3 separate regions of the Homo sapiens genome follow, and regions 2 and 3 are each linked to region 1. A link is a loop called in an ENCODE intact Hi-C map of the cell type or tissue named here. Cell type or tissue: IMR-90. All regions are shown on one strand. Each heading gives the region's core, and the rest is flanking DNA. Links, peaks and the distances in the headings are about the cores only.

Evidence for each region. Peaks named below come from ENCODE experiments on the same cell type or tissue, not always from the same donor. Only the 100,000 strongest peaks of a DNase experiment are listed, where the experiment ranks them.
Region 2: it touches region 1 in a loop (5-fold over the local background); 67 of 110 quality-filtered maps call a loop at or near these places.
Region 3: a loop joins it to region 1, with 6 times the contacts of the local background. A loop is called at or near these places in 2 of 110 quality-filtered maps.

What each region holds. Positions count from the first base shown.
Region 1 is chr1:181,139,141-181,145,760 of GRCh38, forward strand. No RefSeq gene overlaps it. Among named protein-coding and RNA genes, the nearest start is that of LINC01732, 32 kb to the right of the region's middle. RefSeq lists enhancers at 1,982-2,482, 2,392-2,471, 2,483-2,983 and a cis regulatory region at 2,287-2,836. In IMR-90, for the core only: a CTCF peak has its summit at 3,523 (motif pointing left); DNase peaks (open chromatin) are centred at 2,631 and 3,441; H3K4me3 peaks cover 214 bases; H3K27ac peaks cover 1,794 bases.
Region 2 is chr1:180,878,753-180,885,372 of GRCh38, forward strand. It overlaps XPR1 (xenotropic and polytropic retrovirus receptor 1), which reads left to right. Exons shown (of 15, transcript NM_004736.4): 14 at 1,324-1,545; 15 at 5,254-6,620. The coding sequence ends at 5,314. Among named protein-coding and RNA genes, the nearest start is that of LINC02816, 25 kb to the right of the region's middle. In IMR-90, for the core only: a CTCF peak has its summit at 3,355 (motif pointing right); a DNase peak (open chromatin) is centred at 3,369.
Region 3 is chr1:180,975,338-180,981,957 of GRCh38, forward strand. It overlaps STX6 (syntaxin 6), which reads right to left. Exons shown (of 8, transcript NM_005819.6): 8 at 1-1,309. The coding sequence ends at 1,233. Among named protein-coding and RNA genes, the nearest start is that of KIAA1614-AS1, 24 kb to the left of the region's middle. RefSeq lists a silencer at 6,351-6,430. In IMR-90, for the core only: no CTCF peak of the experiment used is centred there; no DNase peak of the experiment used is centred there.

The DNA of each region.
Region 1 (6,620 bases), core at 996-5,995:
TGAGAGCCTGGTTAATAAGAGGGATATATTTTTTCTACTTTCCAAGAAGATCCCTTCTGTAAATCCAGAGCAGAGCTGGGGGGATCTGAGCATGGCTTGATGTGTGAAGCCACAGTGGAGAGAACAGAGGATTCCACACAAAGGAAGTGCCTGCCCCACAGGAAGGAAGAAAAACCCAGCTGGTGCTGGGAGAGGCTTGGAGGGAGATTGACACAATGAGGGAGCAGGGTACCATGCTGTGTGCCCCACCCACCACCCATGAACTAAGGGTAGGGGCAAGGTGGTAGAAACAGCCTACATAGGTAGATAGGAGGTAGAAAGTAGAGGGGCCTGCCGCCTACTTCCCATTTGGATATCTGGGAAGAGAGTCCCTTGCAGGTGTCTGCAGGGCAGCCCCGGCATGGTGGAAATGCTGGCAAATTGTGTCCTGTCAGAGGAAGGGCTGAGACAGTGGCCCTTGCTTCTCCACGACCTGCATGAAGGTGTATCCGCGACTTCCCAGGTGCCTCCTGCGGGGCATAAGGAGGCTGGGAATTAAGAGCCAGCATGCTGCAGAGGTGGGCCTAGGAGGCCCCATGGCTGAGCCTCAGAGTGGACAACCAGAGCAGGGCCAGAGGGAGGATGTGGCTGGGCCCTAGAGGGTCAGCAGTGCCAGGGAGCACTGAGGAGAGGCCCGGGCAGCAGGGGGCTGGTCAGACCATACAAGAGCATGTTCAGGCCATTGCCTAACCCGAGAGAACAGGTTATAAACATCTCAAACCCAGCCGCACAGGGGCAGGAAAGGGTGTGGCTTAGGGACAGCATATGGGAAAGGCATTTAAGGGTTTTCATTCATAATAAGGTCAAAATGAGTCCCCAGTGTATTAAGATCTGTAAATAAATGAACAAGTTACAGTCTCCTCAGTGGAACCTGCTCCCATTCTTCTCAGGGCTGGTCAGCTCCCTTCCGGAGAATTACAGTCATGCTGGGTCTCCCTTCGAGACTGAACAGACAAACCAGACCCCCATACAGAGGAGAGTGGGGAGAAACCTCCACATAAGAGCAGCTTGCAAGGACTTGAGAACACACAGTCTGGTGAAAGAGAATTTAGGGGTGACACTGCTTAGGTTCTGTATGTTCCCAAGAGGAGACCCAATGCATGGATGTTATAGGGAGAGAGTTCAGCTCCAAAACCACTAGAACCATCTAATAATTCTAAACCGGCATGGGCTGAACCAGGACACTTCCTGGATATGGAGCATCCAAGCAGAAGCCAGAACACTGCTATGCAGGAGAGGCAGATGTCTGCCGGGTCATGGACCTGGACAACCTTCAACATTTCTTCCAACCTTAAGATTTTGTGAATCGCTGAATGAAATTCTAATTTTAAAGTTTCTGACTCAGAGGCAGAGGAGGCTCCTATTTTGAGTCAGAGTACCCAAATGCAAAGATCCCAGCTCCTTGGAGACAGACGGACCTGGCTTCTGAGACTGGCTTTGTCACTCACTAGTTGTGTGCCCTGGAGAACTTCCTTTCCCTTTCTGAATTGCAGTGTTCTCAGCTGGAAGATGGAGATATTTACCTGGCAGGGTGTTGTTGGCATTAAGTGAATCAATGTAGTAAACATGGCCAATTGTGTGTGTGCACACGTGTGTGTGTGTATGTGTGTGTGTGTGTTAGTGGGGGTAGGAGGAGTATAGGATGTTTGCCATGCTAGAAAATCGTATTATTGCCTACTGGTTAATTTTCTTTTTCCTAAGACCAGCTTACAGAGCAATGGAACACTGAGTTTAATGAAAAGATGAAACAGATGCTGATGTGGTGTGGACAGATACTGGTTTGAATCCTCTTAGCAGAGAAGGGAAAGTTCTGATATGGGGAAGATGGGGGAGGCACCTGTGACTATGCTGGAGGAAAGGGCAAGAGGAAGTCACCCCCTGAGGGCCACAGGTGGATACCCTCTGGTGCTGTACCTGGGCTTCTGGCCATGGGATGAGTTGAGCTGTGTGGTGCTCACTGTCTTTCCGGAAAGGAATGGGCCTGGACCGATCTGCCTCCCCCCATGACTATCTGCAGGTGACACCAGATCTGCAGTGACCTTCAGCTATGAAGTGGGCACAGGTTTCCTTTTAGCCCTCCCCACCTCGGCTTTCTGCACTTGTTCCTGCCAGCCCCCACTCCCTCTTACTTCATTCCTAATTCCTTCCTCCATCACATTTTTTCCCTTAGAAGCTCATGTACATAAGGAGGTATGAAGGACTGGTAAAGCTACAAGCCCGACCTCTACCAGGGATGCTTGCATTTCAACTCTCAGCCACTGCCATTCTCCACTGGGGGCCTCTCTCCCACAGTGTGAGAGTGTGGGTGGGCGTGGTGCAGCTGGCACCATGCTGATGTCTGTCTCTTTGCAAAGCTGACCTACCCTGGGTCAGGTCCTGGCTGCCTTGAGTACTGGGAGAGGGTGGTGAAAAACAGGCCCAAAGCTCTGTGGGGAGCAGCCCCTTCTCCCCTGGCCTTTGGCTAGGAGGAAGTGAGTGGGTCCTGCCTTGGGGCCTCCACTTCCGGGGCCTCGAGGGCTGAGGCTGACTCGATGATTCCTGGAAGGTGATGATGTCATGGTGACATAGCAGTTCCCCTCCCCAGCCAAAGTCAATAGGAGAGTGGGTGATGAGTGTCTCTCATTGGCACAGAGGCCCGAGGCTCTCAGGAATGACCAAGTCCACTGGCTTGTCCAGGCCACTTAACACCACATTCATCAATAGCTCCCTTCCTCAAATTCCTACAGCTCTGATCATCTGTCCCTTCGGCGATCCCATATTCTGGACTTCCAGGGCAGGCTTGATTGATTTTAAACGTTCTGCCCCTTTGTTTTTCCACGTCAACAAATTCACAAATCATAGAAATTCATCCCAGGTTGGCCTGTGCATCCTGGGGCTTTGGGGACACGGAGCCACCAGGCTTTCTCAGAAACAGAGCATGATCATGTGTACCCTTGCATCCCAGCTTCACATCTGCATGTCTTTTCAACAATATTAATAGCTTCTTTAGAATCAGCATCTGTGTCTGTTTCTTTTGTTTTCTCCAGGACTCCTCGAAGGGGCTGAGTGTGTGGGAAAATCTAAAAATGCTTATGGGGAGGGGGAGGTTAAGCTCCCCTTCTTGTCCTTGTCAAGGGCTCTCTCCCACTACTTCACTGGGGGTGAAAGGCGCATCCGCAACAAGGGCCCCGTGAGTTCATAAGGAGATGTCTTCTGCTTCTCTCACCCGTGCTTATTAAAAGGTAACCTAGTCCCGGTGTGGGTTTGGGAAAAACGCTGCTGGACTTGCGCGGGTCGGGGTTGCTTTTGGATAGCCACTCCCTGCACTCTTGTTTACCAAAGACCTGACTCTCTGACAGACTGCGTCAGACCCGCATGGAGTAAAATGGATCCTTTGTCAGCTGGAGTCTGAATTGAAACGCCTTCTCTGCGGCCCTCCCCAGACCGACCCCAGCGTTTTACAAGGGAGCCCTGGCGTTGCCTTACGCTGCCCGATGCTGCCCCCTGCAGGCGGCTCGCAGACACAGCCCGCTCCGCTGGGTGTGGAGGCTCAGCCTGTCCCACACAAATGGGTTTTCATCACCTAGAGTTGTCAGAGCAGCTAATAGCGCATGAACAGGAAGAAAATTAGGCTTCTCTAAGTGAATTGGGTGTTGAAAGACACTGAGATAAATGGTGGAGGCAGTGAGAATGACTGATGGTGTTTCAAGTCTGAAGTAATAAGTTGGGGAGGTGAGGGTTGGGGGTGGGAGGAGAAGGAACTAGTGTTTACAGTGACCATGTGATTTAAATCTGGGCTCACAACAGCCTCAGAGGCAAATGCTCTGAACTCCTGTTTAATGGATGGTGAAGTCGAGTCTTAGAGAAAAATTAAATAACTGCCCAAGATTATACAGCAATAAATGGCAGACCCAGGACTTGAACTCAGTGACCCCAGGCCTCTGTGACATCTGCTGTCCCGCCACCCCACCATAAGAGATCATCGTCCTGCCTGGAGGAAGATCCCTTTGTTTATGGGATGAACTGGGTTTTTTGGAATGAAGGGGAAACTTCAACAGGGAATTCTCTTCACTAAGACAGTTTGTAGCTGTAGCCTCTGTCATGTGATATGAGGGGTGTTTGGCAGATCTCCCTGCCTGAAAACATCTCCCCAACTTGCTCATCACATTGCCTGGAATTTTGCTAAAAGAGAGTCCTTCCTTTGATTAAGATTGGCTAAGTGGTACTCCTGTTAAATGAAAATGCAATTCCTGTGGGGGAGTCACAGGTTAAACCTTTAAATCTTAATTCAACCTCAGTGGAGATTAGCTCATCAGGTTGCTTCATCCCTGTGATAGAGAATGAAGGGTGTGGGGAAATTGGAGGACAGGGGGTGTGCCAAAATCTAATTTTATTACTAAATGTCTCAGAGACTCCTCAAACTGTACCAAATGAAACTCTTTATCTTCTCTCCCACACTCTCCCTTCTTGGACATTAAACAGGCTCAGAAATCCCTGCAGTGTCCCTCTCTCCTCCATCTGATGGTCACTGGGTCCTCCCCAGCCTGCCTCTGAAGTGGTGCCTGAATCTCCACCGTGCACCCTCACTCTGTGGTGTGCTCAGGCCCTCGTCAGTGTGTTTCTGCCCCTGAGACTTTACCCTTTAATCAAACCTCAGTGCAGCAGCAAATGAGAGCTTTTGAAAACATGAATCGGAGGATGCTGCATTTCCTCCTAAAATCTTCCTCAGTGCCTTAAAGAAAAGTGCCAATTCCTCAGTATTTTATACTTAGGAGAGTGTTCCCATCCTTCTCTCTTGCCTCTCCTCTGTACCTCTCATTACCACCCTCCTTCACCCCATTCCCCAGCCTGGTCATCTCATTCATAGCTCCATGCTTTTGTGCTTTGTTTTTGTCAGGAAAGCCCTTCTCCTTCAGTGGTCAGCTAACTACTCCTCCATGAAGCCATCCCTGATTCCTACTCCAGCCCCCAAGGAAGAGGTAAGTTTTTATGTCACCCCTCACTAAGCCCACACACATGAATGAATGGATGAGTAAACGAAGCTCAGCTGATGAGTGGACTATCCAGTTCAAAAGATGAGGTTGTTTCTGAAATGAATATAAACCAAACTGTGGCTACGTTTTTGAAGGTTGCTGCTATGATGCACTGAATGTGTCTGTGTGTGCATTGGTGGGATACAAAGACTCTGTTAGGGTAAATAATTTGATGGGCCTTGAACTTACACAAGCAGACTAGTTTCAGAACATTGCCATGGAGACGAATGAGGACTCAAGCAGCAGGGTACCACTTAGGCAATGACAGATTTTACAGAAAATGGGCTTAGATACACCTTTCTTGTCAAAAAATCTCCTAGCTAATGGGGAGAGTGCTTCAAGGCAGAATAAAAGCTTGCACCCTCAATGAACAAAAAGCTCCTGAAGTTAGAAAACCAGGAAGTAGCAGGTCAGGAAGAAGATAAATTCTTAGCGATAGACTGAAAGACAAATGGCCAAAGAGGATGTTGGGGCCATGCCATGATGTTAGATGGAGTTCAGCATATTATATTAGAAAATAAACAAAGGATGAAGATGTTTCAAATGTATCTTTATATGTTCTGTTGCGTGAAGTGAGGAAGCTGTTCCCTTGGTCCTTGGCAAACTGTTAAATCATTTATGTATTTATTTATTTATTTGAGATAGAGTCTCACTCTGTTGCCCAGGCTGGAGTGCAGTGGCGCAATTTTGGCTCACTGCAACCTCTGCCTTCTGGGTTCAAGCGATTCTCCTGTCTCAGCCTCCTGAGTGGCTGGGATTACAGGCACCCGCCACGATGCCAGGGCCATTTTTGTATTTTTAGTAGAGACGGGGATTTCACCATGTTGGCCAAGCTGGTCTTGAACTCCTGACCTCAAGTGATCTGCCTGCTTTGGCCTCCCAAAGTGCTGGGATTAGAGGCATGAGCCACCACACCTGGCCATGTTAAATCATTTATTACAGAACTAGGACTATATAATCTCCTACATAGCCACCATAGAACCTTTCAAGTCAGGGCTTGCACTTGGACACATCTGCCATCCAATCCACAGACCCCATTCAAAATTTTCAAGCTGTCCCAACAATGTCTCTTTTTCCTTTCTAGTCCAAGATCATATCCAGGAATACAAGTTGCATGGTTCTTGTGCCTCTTTAGTTTTCTCCAATTTGAAACAGTTTCTTAGTCTTTCCCTGTCTTTCATGTCATCGACTGTTTTAAAGAGTACAAACCTTTCATTCTGCAGGACGTCCCTGGGTCTGTCTAATGTCCTGGTGTCCAGACTTGGGTCATGCTCCCTTGATAAGAACACCACAGAAATGATGCTATTCTCATTTCAGCAAATTGCATGGGGTGGAAGGAGGAGACATAGGATGTCAATCCATTCCACAACTGGAACTGTTTATTTTGATCACCAGTCACGTACCAACGTTTGTCTGCCAGGTTTCTCTCCTATAAAGACCCCATTTACCCCCTTTAAATTGATGGCATTTTGTGGGGAGGTAATCCTGTTCTTTATCAAACTTGCATCTCCCAATCTTAGCCTCCATTGATGTCTCCTGCCAGAATCAACCACAACTATGACAGTTTCC
Region 2 (6,620 bases), core at 724-5,723, 260 kb before region 1:
TTCCCAGCAAAGCACTTTCTTCACTTGACTTCTCAGAAACTACAGTCTCCTGTCTCACTAGCTATTCCTTGTCCACTCCTTTACTGGTTCTTCCTCCTCCCCCCAAACTTTTAAGTGTTAGAGTGTTCCAGGATTTAATCTTCTGCCCTCTTGTCTCCTCTAGTTGTATTATTCCTAAACCTATTATGTGAAATACTGTCTTTATGCTATCTCCAGCCATAAACTTTCCCTTGAACTGCAGACTCTCGTCCACCTCTCTACTGAATTCTCCCATATCTAATGATTAGCTCTAACCTAACAGGAACAGCCCTGCATCTCTGATCTTAGTAAATGGTGTCACCTTTCCCTTAGACCAAAAACCCTAAGACGACTCACATCGCATGTCAGTAAGTCCTGTCAGCTCCATCTTTATAAATAAATCCTTTGTCTGTCTGCTTCTCATCACTTCTGTTATTACCACCTTTAAGTCACCATCATCTCTTTTCTGGACTGCTGCAACAGCCCTTCTAATTGGTCTGTCTTCAGCTGTTCTTGTCTCCCTTTGATCTCTTCACCATTCAGCAGGACCTTTTTCAAACAAATCACTTCATTCTCCTGTTGTTCTCTCATTGTTCTCCATTAGACCTAAAATTTAAACTATGGGTTATAAGGCCCTCTGTGGGTGGGCCCTCTTCCACCCCTCCATCATTATCTCCTGCTATTTTAACCTCACTTATTCTTAGCCCCCACTGACCTTGCTGTTGTTTCCAACTTGCCTTTTTATACTTGCCATTTTCCTCTGCCTGGGATGCTTTCCTCCAGGATTTTTACATGACTTGCTTCTTTGTATCAGTCAGGTTTTCAATAGCTGCCATGTCTTCAAAGAAGCTTTCCCTAACCAGTCTTAATGATGGCATACTCTATTCCCTTGTCCTGCTTTATTTTCTTCACAGTAGTTATCATTAGCCGATTGATTGTTTACTTGCTCATTGTCTGTCTCCACCACTAGAAATTACACCCCATAAGGGCAAAAAGGCTTTGAGTCATTCTGTGCCTTTACTGCCTTATGGCAGACATTCAGTAAATATTTGTCAAATAAGTTGAAAGAATGAGCACTCTAAAACTGCATTGCATAAGTCCCTCCCTTTTTCATAGTCTAGTCTTGTTTCCCTTACCCCCCCACCACCACCTCCCCGCAACACCATCTTTCCCTATTTTAATATTCAAGCCCTTAATTCTTTGTTTTTGTTTCCATGAGTGGAAACTTGATACACTGGGAGGTTTACAGGTAGCAGAAGTATGTTACAATTTCATAAGTACTTTGATCTACCCCATTTTGCTAAGGCGATTTGTGTGGAACTTCTTCCGCCTGGAGAATGAACATCTGAATAACTGTGGTGAATTCCGTGCTGTGCGGGACATCTCTGTGGCCCCCCTGAACGCAGATGATCAGACTCTCCTAGAACAGATGATGGACCAGGATGATGGGGTACGAAACCGCCAGAAGAATCGGTCATGGAAGTACAACCAGAGCATATCCCTGCGCCGGCCTCGCCTCGCTTCTCAGTATGTATGGCTTCTACTTCTGTGAGGCATATTTCCTTTGAGTTTTAGCATTGGGTAGCATGTAAGCTAAAAAGCTATCAGGTTGAACCAAATGAAATTGCCAATACTCAGCCATTTTTCACCTACAAAAAAACAGTAATAAGCAGCAATTCCATATGATACAACCTATGACTGTCTAAATGAGCACATAGAGTAAATGTCATCAGTGCATAACCTAGTAATTTGGCACTAAAGATCCACTGTCTGGAGGAAAAGGTTGTTGGAGAGTGATTTATTAATACTTGACTCTTCTGTGTGTTGTGTATGCAAATAATTTTTATGTTATAAACTTTAGGAATCCTGCCATCTATGCCTTGACCAAATGACTTAATTTCTGTTTTCTGCCCCCATCTGTAAATTGAAATTAATATGGTTCTTGCTTATAGGGAGGTTAAGTGGATTATATTCATTATTACATAGAACTTGGACCAGTTCCCTCACAGAAAGAGCCTACTAAGAATAAACTATTACTATTTTTATCTTCTTATTAAATACCTACAACAATATTTTTATCAGTCATTGACTACGTATGTTGCTAAAAGTTACCATAAATGTACAGTATATGGTGACTGCATATGAAATTTAGAGACAATAGATAGCACAGTAGATTGGAATGAAGGAGGCTTAGGTTGAGGATGAACGGTTTTCTAAAGGATAAGGGAGTGAATAGACTAGAGACACAGTAAAGAACATAAAGGTAGAAATGAAGTGCAGAAAGAAAAACCATGTGACTAGAATTATAGTAAGAATAATTTTGCTGAATAGATGAAGTATGATTGTAAAAGGCTGAAAATGCAAACTTGATCTTGTAGGCAGGAATGAGTCACAGATAATTTTTTTTTTTTGAGATGGAGTCTCGCTCTGTTGCCCAGGCTGGAGTGCAGTGGTGCAATCTCCACTCACTGCAAGCTGCACCTCCTGGGTTCACGCCATTCTCCTGCCTCAGCCTCCCGAGTAGCTGGGACTACAGGCGTCCGCTACCACACGCAGCTAATTTTTTGTGTTTTTGGTAGAGATGGGGTTTCACCATGTTAGCCAGGATGGTCTCGATCTCCTGACCTCGTGATCCGCCCGCATTGGCCTCCCAAAGTGCTGGCATTACAGGCATGAGCCACCGCACCCAGCCACGAGTCACAGAGAATTTTTCTGTAGAAGAATGACATTGTGAAAGTAGTATCCTAGGAAGTTTTAATAGCACTGTGTAAGATATATTAGGCAAGGGAAAAACTGAAGGCCAGAAAGCCAGATGAAAAGCTATGCAGTACTTCAATGTATGGGGCAGTGAAAATTCAGATCAGGATGCTTACTGTTGGACCAGAAGGAACATAAGGAGATGTTTTGAAGGAAGTAAGAAACAGGAGGTAGTATCAGTAACTCATTGGATATAGAGGAGTAGAGTAGAACCTGCTGAACTTTAAATAGAGATTTGGAAGTTCTCTGAAGAAGGCAGAGAAAAGCAGAGAGCAGGGAACTGAGTCTTAATCCCTGGCTCAACCATAGTAGCCAGGGAACAAACACAGACAAGAGAAAAAAAGAAAATAAACAAAAGAGGTAGGAATAGTCAGGGAGGTAATAGGAAGAGCATCAAAACAAAGCATGGTTGGTGCTGTGATCCCAAGGAAGCAGAGTTTGAAGAAGCTGGGGCAGGGGAGCACTGAGTGGGTCAGTGAGATAAGTGCCACAAAGGGCTGGAAGAAAATGCTAAGTGTGATTGGTGACCTCATTGAGCTCCTGATTTTGAAGTCTAATTATCCTTGTTAGTTACCAGCAGAGGGCAATCTAAACATATACTATTTCTGCTTAAAGAAGGGGCTCTTTGGCAATAGATTATTCTGTTCCATTTCAGGTGTTTAACGGAGAAACTCTGGGAAACCAGATTGCACCAAGAGTAAGACATTAGGAATGGAACAGTTGGTGTACAGCGGAGAGAGCAGGGAATCCAAAATAAGATCTGAGTTTCAGTACTGACTTTATCACTCATGCAACCTTTAGCATATCCTTAATGTGTGTGGTTTTTTTGTTTGTTTGTTTTTTTGAAACAGTATCTCGCTCCGTTGCCCAGGTTGGCTCAATGCAGCAGCACGATCATGACTCACTGCAGCTTCAACCTCCTGGGTTCAAGCACTCCTCCCACCTCAGCCTCCCAAGTAGTTGGCACTACACGCCTGCACCCCTCTGCCCAGCTAATTTTTTATTTTTTATAGAGACAGGGTCTTACTATGTTGCCCAGGCTAGTCTCAAACTCCTAGCCTGAAGAAGTCTTCCCTCCTTGGCCTCCCAAAGTGCTGGGATTACAGGCAAGAGCCACCACACTCAGCCACCTGATTTTATTGTTGGTATTTATAGTGGTAAATGGTTTATGTTGGGCTGAAATGTGCTTCACTGTAATTTCACTATAACTTTAACAATTTGATCCTATTTGGGCTCTCTCACATAACTTATAATGAGTCTCCTCCCTCTTCTGCATTGTATGTTGTCAACTCTTTGAAGAGAAATAACTGTTATGCCTCTCCTTAGGTCTTCTCTTCTGCTGGCTAACTCTTTTGGTTTCTCATGTATGCCTCAAGTGGTGTTTTATCTTATCCTCATCATCCTTATCACAATTTCTTATATTTGTTTTTTGGGGGTTGGTTGTTTTTTTTTGGAGACATGGTCTCAGTCTGTCACCTAGGCTGGAGTGCAGTGGTGTGATCATACCTTACTGCAGCCTTGAACTCCTGGGCTGAAATGATCCTCCTTCCTCAGCTTCCTGAGTAGCTGGGGCTACAGGTTTGCACTATCATACCTGGCTTTTTTTTTTTTTTTTTTTTTTTAAGACAGGGTCTCACTGTGATGCTCAGACTGGTCTCAAACTGCCGGGCTAAGGCGATCCTCTTATGTCAGCCTCCCAAGGAGCTGGGATTACAGGAACCAGCCAGTTTCTTAAGTTTGTTTAATGCTTTTTTCATCCATGTTCTCACTTGATATGCATACTGTCTCCATGAGGTGAAAGTGGTATTCAGTGAAATCGGTGTTACCATTCCTGCCTTACAGAGATGGAAACGGGCACTCAAAGGGTTAAATAGATGCATCATAAAATCAAAGTCAGGTGGCCAGGTGCAGTGACTCACACCTGTAAACCTAACACTTTGGGAGGCCAAGGCGGGCAGATTACCTGAGGTCAGGAGTTTGAGACCAGCCTGGCCAACATGGTGAAAGCCCATCTCTACTAAAAATACAAAACTTCGCCAAGCGTGGTGGCACATGCCTGTAATCCCAGCTACTCAGGAGGCTGAGGCAGGAGAATTGCTTGAGCCTGGGAAACGGAGGTTGCAGTGAGCTGAGATTATGCCACTGCACTCCAGCCTGGCGACAGAGCGAGACTCTGTCTCAAAAAAAAAAAAAAAAATCAAAGTCAGTACTCAAACCCAGATCACTACCTTCTGCGTTGCACATACCCTGCCATTGTTCTTGTTACCTTCCTCTGGTTGTGATCTAGTTTCTTAGTGTTTTTCCAATAGTATCTGAAATTGAATAGGAAACTCTAGAATAATCCGTCTGGTACAGCAGATAGTCCCTGTTTAGGATGTATGTTTAATGATGGTAAGACTGGAAATGTGTCTAATACTGTGAAAGTGTTTATATTTGGGTAATGGACTAAGTGCTTTTTGTCCCCCTTGTTACCACTAGATCCAAGGCTCGTGACACTAAGGTATTGATAGAAGACACAGATGATGAAGCTAACACTTGAATTTTCTGAAGTCTAGCTTAACATCTTTGGTTTTCCTACTCTACAATCCTTTCCTCGACCAACGCAACCTCTAGTACCTTTCCAGCCGAAAACAGGAGAAAACACATAACACATTTTCCGAGCTCTTCCGGATCGGATCCTATGGACTCCAAACAAGCTCACTGTGTTTCTTTTCTTTTCTTCTGGTTTAATTTTAATTTTCTATTTTCAAAACAAATATTTACTTCATTTGCCAATCAGAGGATGTTTTAAGAAACAAAACATAGTATCTTATGGATTGTTTACAATCACAAGGACATAGATACCTATCAGGATGAAGAACAGGCATTGCAAGGACCCTCTGATGGGACGGTACTGAGATATCTCGGCTTCCGCTCAGCCCGGTTTTGACTGGTTGAAACCGGACATTGGTTTTTAAATTTTTTGTCAGTTTATGTGGAGAATTTTTTTCTTTCCTTCATACCCAGCGCAAAGGCACTGGCCGCACTTGCAGGAAAAGTGCAACTTAAAGCAGTACCTTCATTCATGAAGCTACTTTTTAATTTGATGTAACTTTTCTTATTTTGGGAAGGGTTGCTGGGTGGGTGGGAAATATGATGTATTTGTTACACATAGTTTTCTCATTATTTATGAAACTTAACCATACAGAATGATATAACTCCTGTGCAATGAAGGTGATAACAGTAAAAGAAGGCAGGGGAAACTTACGTTGGATGACATTTATGAGGGTCAGTCCCACATACCTCTTTCAGGAGACAACTTGCACCAGTTTGACCTTTTCTTTTCTTTGTTTTTATTTTAAGCCAAAGTTTCATTGCTAACTTCTTAAGTTGCTGCTGCTTTAGAGTCCTGAGCATATCTCTCATAACAAGGAATCCCACACTTCACACCACCGGCTGAATTTCATGGAAGAGGTTCTGATAATTTTTTTAACTTTTTAAGGAACAGATGTGGAATACACTGGCCCATATTTCAACCTTAACAGCTGAAGCTATGCCTTATTATGCATCCACATGTATGGTCCCTGTAGCGTGACCTTTACTAGCTCTGAATCAGAAGACAGAGCTATTTCAGAGGCTCTGTGTGCCCTCACTAGATAGTTTTTCTTCTGGGTTCAACCACTTTAGCCAGAATTTGATCAAATTAAAAGTCTGTCATGGGGAAACTATATTTTTGAGCACATGGAACAAATTATACTTCCTCATTCATATTATGTTGATACAAAAGACCTTGGCAGCCATTTCTCCCAGCAGTTTTAAAGGATGAACATTGGATTTCATGCCATCCCATAGAAAACCTGTTTTAA
Region 3 (6,620 bases), core at 957-5,956, 160 kb before region 1:
GGCATTTTAAAAAGTCATCAGAAGGTTAAAGTTTAGTGTCTCAGCAGTTTCAGCTACTTAAACTCAATTAAAGCATCTATCATTTAAATTTGGATTGGCTCAGTTATTTGACTGCAGATGATAAAATCAAGCTGTCATCTTAGGGAAAAAAAAGAACCAAGTTTACCTACACATCCTTGCCATTACCCACAGAGTAAGAGAAGTCTGGCCCAGAGCTAACCTTTTATGTCATTACGTTTCTTAATAAATGTAATAAATGTACTAACCACTCCCAACCCCAACCCCCAGTGTAGAGTGCCCTAAGAGTAAAAGAACTGTAATGAGGACAATCTGGTATCCAAATTCATTCAAGTGTGTTACTGAGCTGTTTAGCAACAACATATGTAGCAATCACCCTCAAAACGCAAGCTGCACCTCTGGGGAGGAAGCCCTGGTACAGCAACATCAAGTCGGCAAGGATCAGGAGCTGACCTGTGGCGACATCATTAACCCTTCCCTAAGCTATGCCAATGCAGAACCCTCTTGCTCTTTTTAATTGCTCCTGTCAGTTAAAGCCACAAGTTGTTAGCACCCCCAAACCCCAGGGTGTTTCATTATTTTCCATTAGTTATTCTTACCACAAAAAAAAATGACCTGGAAAAGCAATTTTATCTTAGCATTTATCCCTGAAAAATGAAACACTGCATTTTCTGTCACAAACTGTTTCTGAGCCTTCTGTCCTCAATAATCATCAGCTCTCAGGGGATAAGAAATGCTACAGCAATGGGAAACGAAACATACCCAGAAGCTCGTATTCCTGACAGGTTTCTTTAGATGGGACAGCGGTGCACTGTCTGAGCACGGGGAAGGGTCTGAGCAGAAGAAAAGAGCTGCCAAAGATGCATGGAATGAGCAACAGCAAAACACCAGTGGAGTCTGTAAGTCCCTCCTCAGCAAACGAGGTCCCGGAAGGCAAGGCAGCAGCTAGTTCTCCTCCGAACTGGACAGGCGGCATGGGGCTTCTGTTGTCCAGCTGCAGCCAGGAGTGCAGACATCTATTTCCTCTTCCCACTGGCCCTTCCAGCGCTGGGATGGAGGAGCCATGTCAATTGTGGGGTCACACGGAGAAAAGTCAGTGCAGCAGTATGTTTCCAGGATAGGAATGTGAGTAGACGGCAATGTCACACGTGCTCAGCTTCTCCTCCTCCCCTCGGTTCATATGCAGGAGGAACTCGCACCCAGAGGCCCCGCCGTCACAGCACTAAGAAGAGGATGAGCACAACCAACAGGACTGCAAAGAGGATGGCTATGGCACACCATTGGCGCCGATCTGGAAGGCAGGACATGGGGATTAGCTCTCACAGGGACTCCACATTCCCCAAGATACAGTTATATGGAATTTATGGCACCCTTTGAAGCAGAAAAGGGGCAGAACGTGCAAATGACGGGGCCATGATCTTACACCTGCCTAGGTGCCTGATGCTCTAATGCTGCTCTGTTCTTGGCCTGCACTTCGCATGCAGTCACAACTTTGCCAGTCCCCTGAAAATGTCTCGTAATAATTACATGCTTTGTGTCTCAAGTCTTTAATTAAAATCTGCGGATCTTAGCTTTCTGCTGGTAGTTAGCATATCCTCAAAAAAGGTGTTGGCAATGGTGTTACAGATCAAAGCCTGCCTGCTTTAATCTCCCATAAAAGTCAAGTCATTTAATTAAACAATAATCACATTCTTTTCTCAATGAGCACAACGGGAGGAGGGAAAGGAGATGAAAGCTACTGCTGGTCACTTCAGGAAATATACAGCTGAAAAAGCAAGCTCCAGTGAGACAGCATGATTAATTTCACACCACACCTAGTCAAGTAAGATTACTTAACTAGTAACTGTGTTAAAGTACCTTGTACAGCTCCTCTGTAAATGAAAGTGGAATTTTTTTTCTGAAACTTTCTGCCCTACCAACAATTTGGAACAGCAGGCACAGGAAACAACTTGACTAGAGTCCATCCAAATGGCTGAGAGCAGGGAGGCCCTGTGAGACAGAAGGGCCCAGACAGGCCCTGGGGGAGCCCTGCTGCAGCTCACAATCCTGTGGTCCCAACTCTACAACAGCTGCCCCGCAGGGCTGTTGTGAGAATTAAACAACACAACCCTGTCATACACACACTGTGCAATACCCAAACCTAGGGCACAGAGGATGCTGTCAACATCAGGATGCTTCCTTAATTTGGAGACATGTAGAAAAAATGAGCAGTCCTTCCACTGATGAGTTTTGGCATCTTCCACAAAGGGCCCGACTGATAACAGAATTCACTAGCGTATGAAAATGCAGTACAACCACTAGGAATAAGAGTTCCATTTAAATAGAAATATAAAGACATATTGATTCACTAAAGTTTCTTTGAAAGCCCACTGATTTTAGCACACTATAGTTATTGAGAATCACGTTGCAAAAAGATCTCAATCTATGAAAATAAACTGCTAAACTCTCCACAAGGCAAAACATGTACTTAAAATTATTTTAAATATTATGGATATCAAAGTCTTAGAACTGGACAAGAGAACTGCCACCAAATTATAAGTAAAGCAAGTACCTTCTAAGTGGTGATCACCTTGGTCTACCTCAGACATACTAGAAACTCATTTAGTTAACTCTGAGCAGGACAAAGACCCCAGGTCCATCACTCGTTGTTCTCAGGTAGGACTGTTCCAAAGGTCTAGGGAAGGCAGAGATGGCCTACTGCAGGTCACACTTTGACCTGTTTAACTATTACTTCAATGGTCAAGAAAACTTTTATAACTGGCATTCTCTCATCTGATTAAAAATGTTAAATTTTTAATTTCCAGCCAAGTATGTAAGAAGCTTAGAAGTCATCACTCTGTCGTAACAAGTAAAAAGCTGAACAAACTGAAAAAGCAAAACTCTTCTTAGATCCATCAGAGAAGTGAGGTCACATGGTAAACTGCTGCCCCTAAAACTGCAGAAACCTACAGATGCATACAGAGAATCACAGCTTATCAGAGCAGAAACCCACGAAGCAACAAACTCCATAGGAACCAGTGTTCTGGTAGGAAAACCTTAGCTTTAATTGATGAGTCGCTGAAGGCTCAGTGTGGACAAGTCTGAGATGAAAAACAAACAAACAAAAACACTCCAGGTGGACCCAGGCGAAGGGGACCCCCACACTTCTGTGGGTTTTACCTCCAGGAGCTTGACCAGGTTCTCAGCGAATATTGGGAAAAATCCCCTCATGCTTCCAGCAGGCGGAGGGGAAAAAGAATCACTACGAAATACTCCAGAGCACTCTGTTCTAAACAAAGTCTGCCCTCAAAAGAAACTAACCAGAGTCTGACTAACCTGGGGGAAGGAAAATACCCAACTCCAGTCTTCTCTAGCCATCCAGTTCCACCTAACAGTAGAAAAACTGGGAAGCACTAGTGAAGTTCACGGGCCAGGGGCACAGGCTCACCAGAGGCTAAGACCTAATCACAGGACTAGAAAATGCCACCCCCCGGCCTCACCACCCCATCTATGGTAAAGGTCTATTTACCACAGTTCCTTTTACCCAGTATATCATGTCCACTTTTCAACAAAAAGGTAAAAGGCACACTAAAGGAAAAAGCAACAGTAGGAAGAAACTGCATATGCATCAGAACCAGAGTCAGATACAGCAGGAATGTTGGAATTATCAGAAGAGGAATTTTTAAAACTATGATTAATATGCTACAGGCTTTAATGGAAAAAGTAAACAACATGCAAGAACACATGGATAATGTAGGCAGAGACATGGAAATTCTAGAATGAAAAAAATAGAGATCAAAAAGACTACACAAATGAAGAATGCCCCTAATGGGCTCATTAGTAGGCTAAACACAGCTAAGGAAAGGATCTCTGAGCTTCACAATTTGTCAACAGAAACCTGAAAAAAGAAAAAAAGACTGAAAAAAAACCTGGCACAGAATATTCCAGAAATGTGGAACAACTATAAGACTTACCATAACATCAATCAAGATAATGTAGTATTAGGAAAATAGACAAGCAGATCAATGGAACAGACAGTCCAGAAATAGGCTGACATAAATACAGTCAACTGATCTTTCACAAAGGAGCAAGTGCAATACAACAGAGCAAAGAGAGTCTTTTCAACAAATGGTGCTGAAACAACTGGACATCCATGCCAAAAAAATGAAGTTGGAGGCAGACTTTACACCTTAACAAAAATTAACTCAAAATGTATCCACAGACCTAAATGTAAAATGCAAAATTATCAAACTCCTGGAAGAAAACACAGGAGAAAACCTAGATGACCTTGGGTATGGCAATGACTTTTTAGATGCAACACCAAAGACACTATATATCCATGAAATAAATAATTGAAATTGGGATGTCATTAAAATTAAAAACTTATGCTCTGTGAAGTCACTGTCAAAAGAATGAGAAGACAAGCCACAGATTGGGGTAGAATATTTGCAAAAGATTCATCTGATAAAGGACTGTTGTCCAGAATGTATTATACAAAGAATTTTTAAAACTCACCAGTATGAAAACTAACAGCTTGATTTTAAAAATGGGCAAAAGACCTGAACAGACACCTCATCAAAAAAGAGATGGGGCTGGGCAAGGTGGCTCACACCTGTAATCTCAGCACTTTGAGAAGCCATGGCAGGCAGATCACTTGAGGTTAGGAGTTCAAGACCAGCCTGGCCAACATGGTGAAACCCTGTCTCTACTAAAAATACAAAAATTAGCTGGGCGTGGTGGCGCAGGCCTGTAATCCCAGCTACTTGAAAGGCTGAAGCACAAGAACCACTTGAGCCTGGAAGGCAAAAGTTGCAGTGAGCTGAGATCGCACCTCTGCACTCTAGCATAGGTGACAGAGTCAGACTCTGTCTCAAAAAAAAAAAAAAAAACACCATGAAAGAGCTGCCAGGGAAGCATACGAAAAGATGTTCAACATTAGATGTCACTGGGGAAAGGCAAATTAAAACAAGAAACAATACACACCTATTAGAATGGTCAAAACCCCAAACAGTGACAACACCATATGCTAGCAAGGATGTGGAGCAATATTAACTCCTAGTGGGAATTCAAACTGGTACAGCCACTTTGGTAGACAGGTTGGCAGTTTCTTACAAAACCCAAACATACTCTTACCATAACCATTCAGCAACCACATACCTTGTTACTTATCCAAATGAACTTAAAAACTTATGTCCATATAAAAACCTGCACTTTTTTTTTTTTTTTTTTTTTTTTTTTGAGACAGAGTCTCCCTCTGTCACCCAGGCTAGAGTGCAGTGGTGTGATCTCGGCTCACTGCAACCTCTGCCTCCTGGGTTCAAGCGATTCTCCTGCCTCAGCCTCCCAAGTAGCTGGGGTTATAGGCGCACGCCACCACGCCTGGCTAATTTGCACATGGGTGTTTATAACAGCTTTATTCATCATTGCCAAAACTTGGAAGCAACCAAGGCGTCCTTCAGTAGGTAAATGGATAAATTGTGGTACATCCAGACAATAGAATATTATTCAGTGTTAAAACAGAAATAAGCTATCAAGCCATGAAAAAGCACAGTGGAAACTTAGATGCACACTGCTAAGTGAGAGAAGCCAATCTGAAAAGGATCTGTGATATATGATTCCAACCATATGCAAGCTGGAAAAGCAAAACTATGGAGACAGTCAAAGGATCAGTAGTTTGGGGGTTGGGGGAAGGGAGGGATAAACAGGTGGAACACAGGATTTTTTAGGGCAGTGAAACAGCTCTGTGTGATGCTACAATGATGGATACATGTCATTTATACATTTGTTCAAACCCAGAGAATGTACAATACCAAGAGTGAATCCTAAGGTAAACAACGGTCTTTGCGGATGATTAATGATGTGTTAGCGTAGGCTGATTGTAACAAACGTACCACCGTGATGCTTGATGTCAATAGTCAGGGAAGTTATGCATGGGGGAAGGGGGCTATATGGGAACTCTCTGTACTTCCTGCTCAATTTTGCTAGGAACCTAAAACTGTTCTAAAAATAGTTTATTAATTTTTTAAAAAGATTAAAATGCTTACAATAATTTAAAACCACTTTGCTAAAATGATTAGTTGCGATTCTTTCAGGACAAAAACGGAGAAAGTATTCCTTCTCCAACCCCGCCCTCAACCTCACACACTCCTATGTTTACCCCCTTCCCTCAGGCATCTCGCTATTCTCAGCACCAGATTTCCAACACTGAACCAGATTTCCATTTTTTGGCTTTCCATCAGCCTCTACTCATGCCTCCTACCACCCTCCAATCACCTTCTCTTCCACAACTGTATTAAGTAGGAATTTTCACCAAGGAGAAGCATATACCACACAAGCCAGCACAACCCGAGGATGTTCTTTTAAAGCCGTTTTCCTCTGAAGTGGCTAAGCTGCCTCTACGAAGCATGAACTAGGTAACCCCAGGGAGCTGTTACCCCAGCAGACTTCTCAGCACTTCCCGCAGAGGCTTCATGCATAGAAGGAACGGGTACTAACCACAGGGGCTCTTGTGACCTCAAGTGGAAAGTTTTAAGCAGCATTGCAAGCTCAGGACCTGCCTCAAAAAGTCAGAGCGGAACAAAAGAACTCCAATGGTAGTTTTTTCTCTCTCTCAAAATATTTTT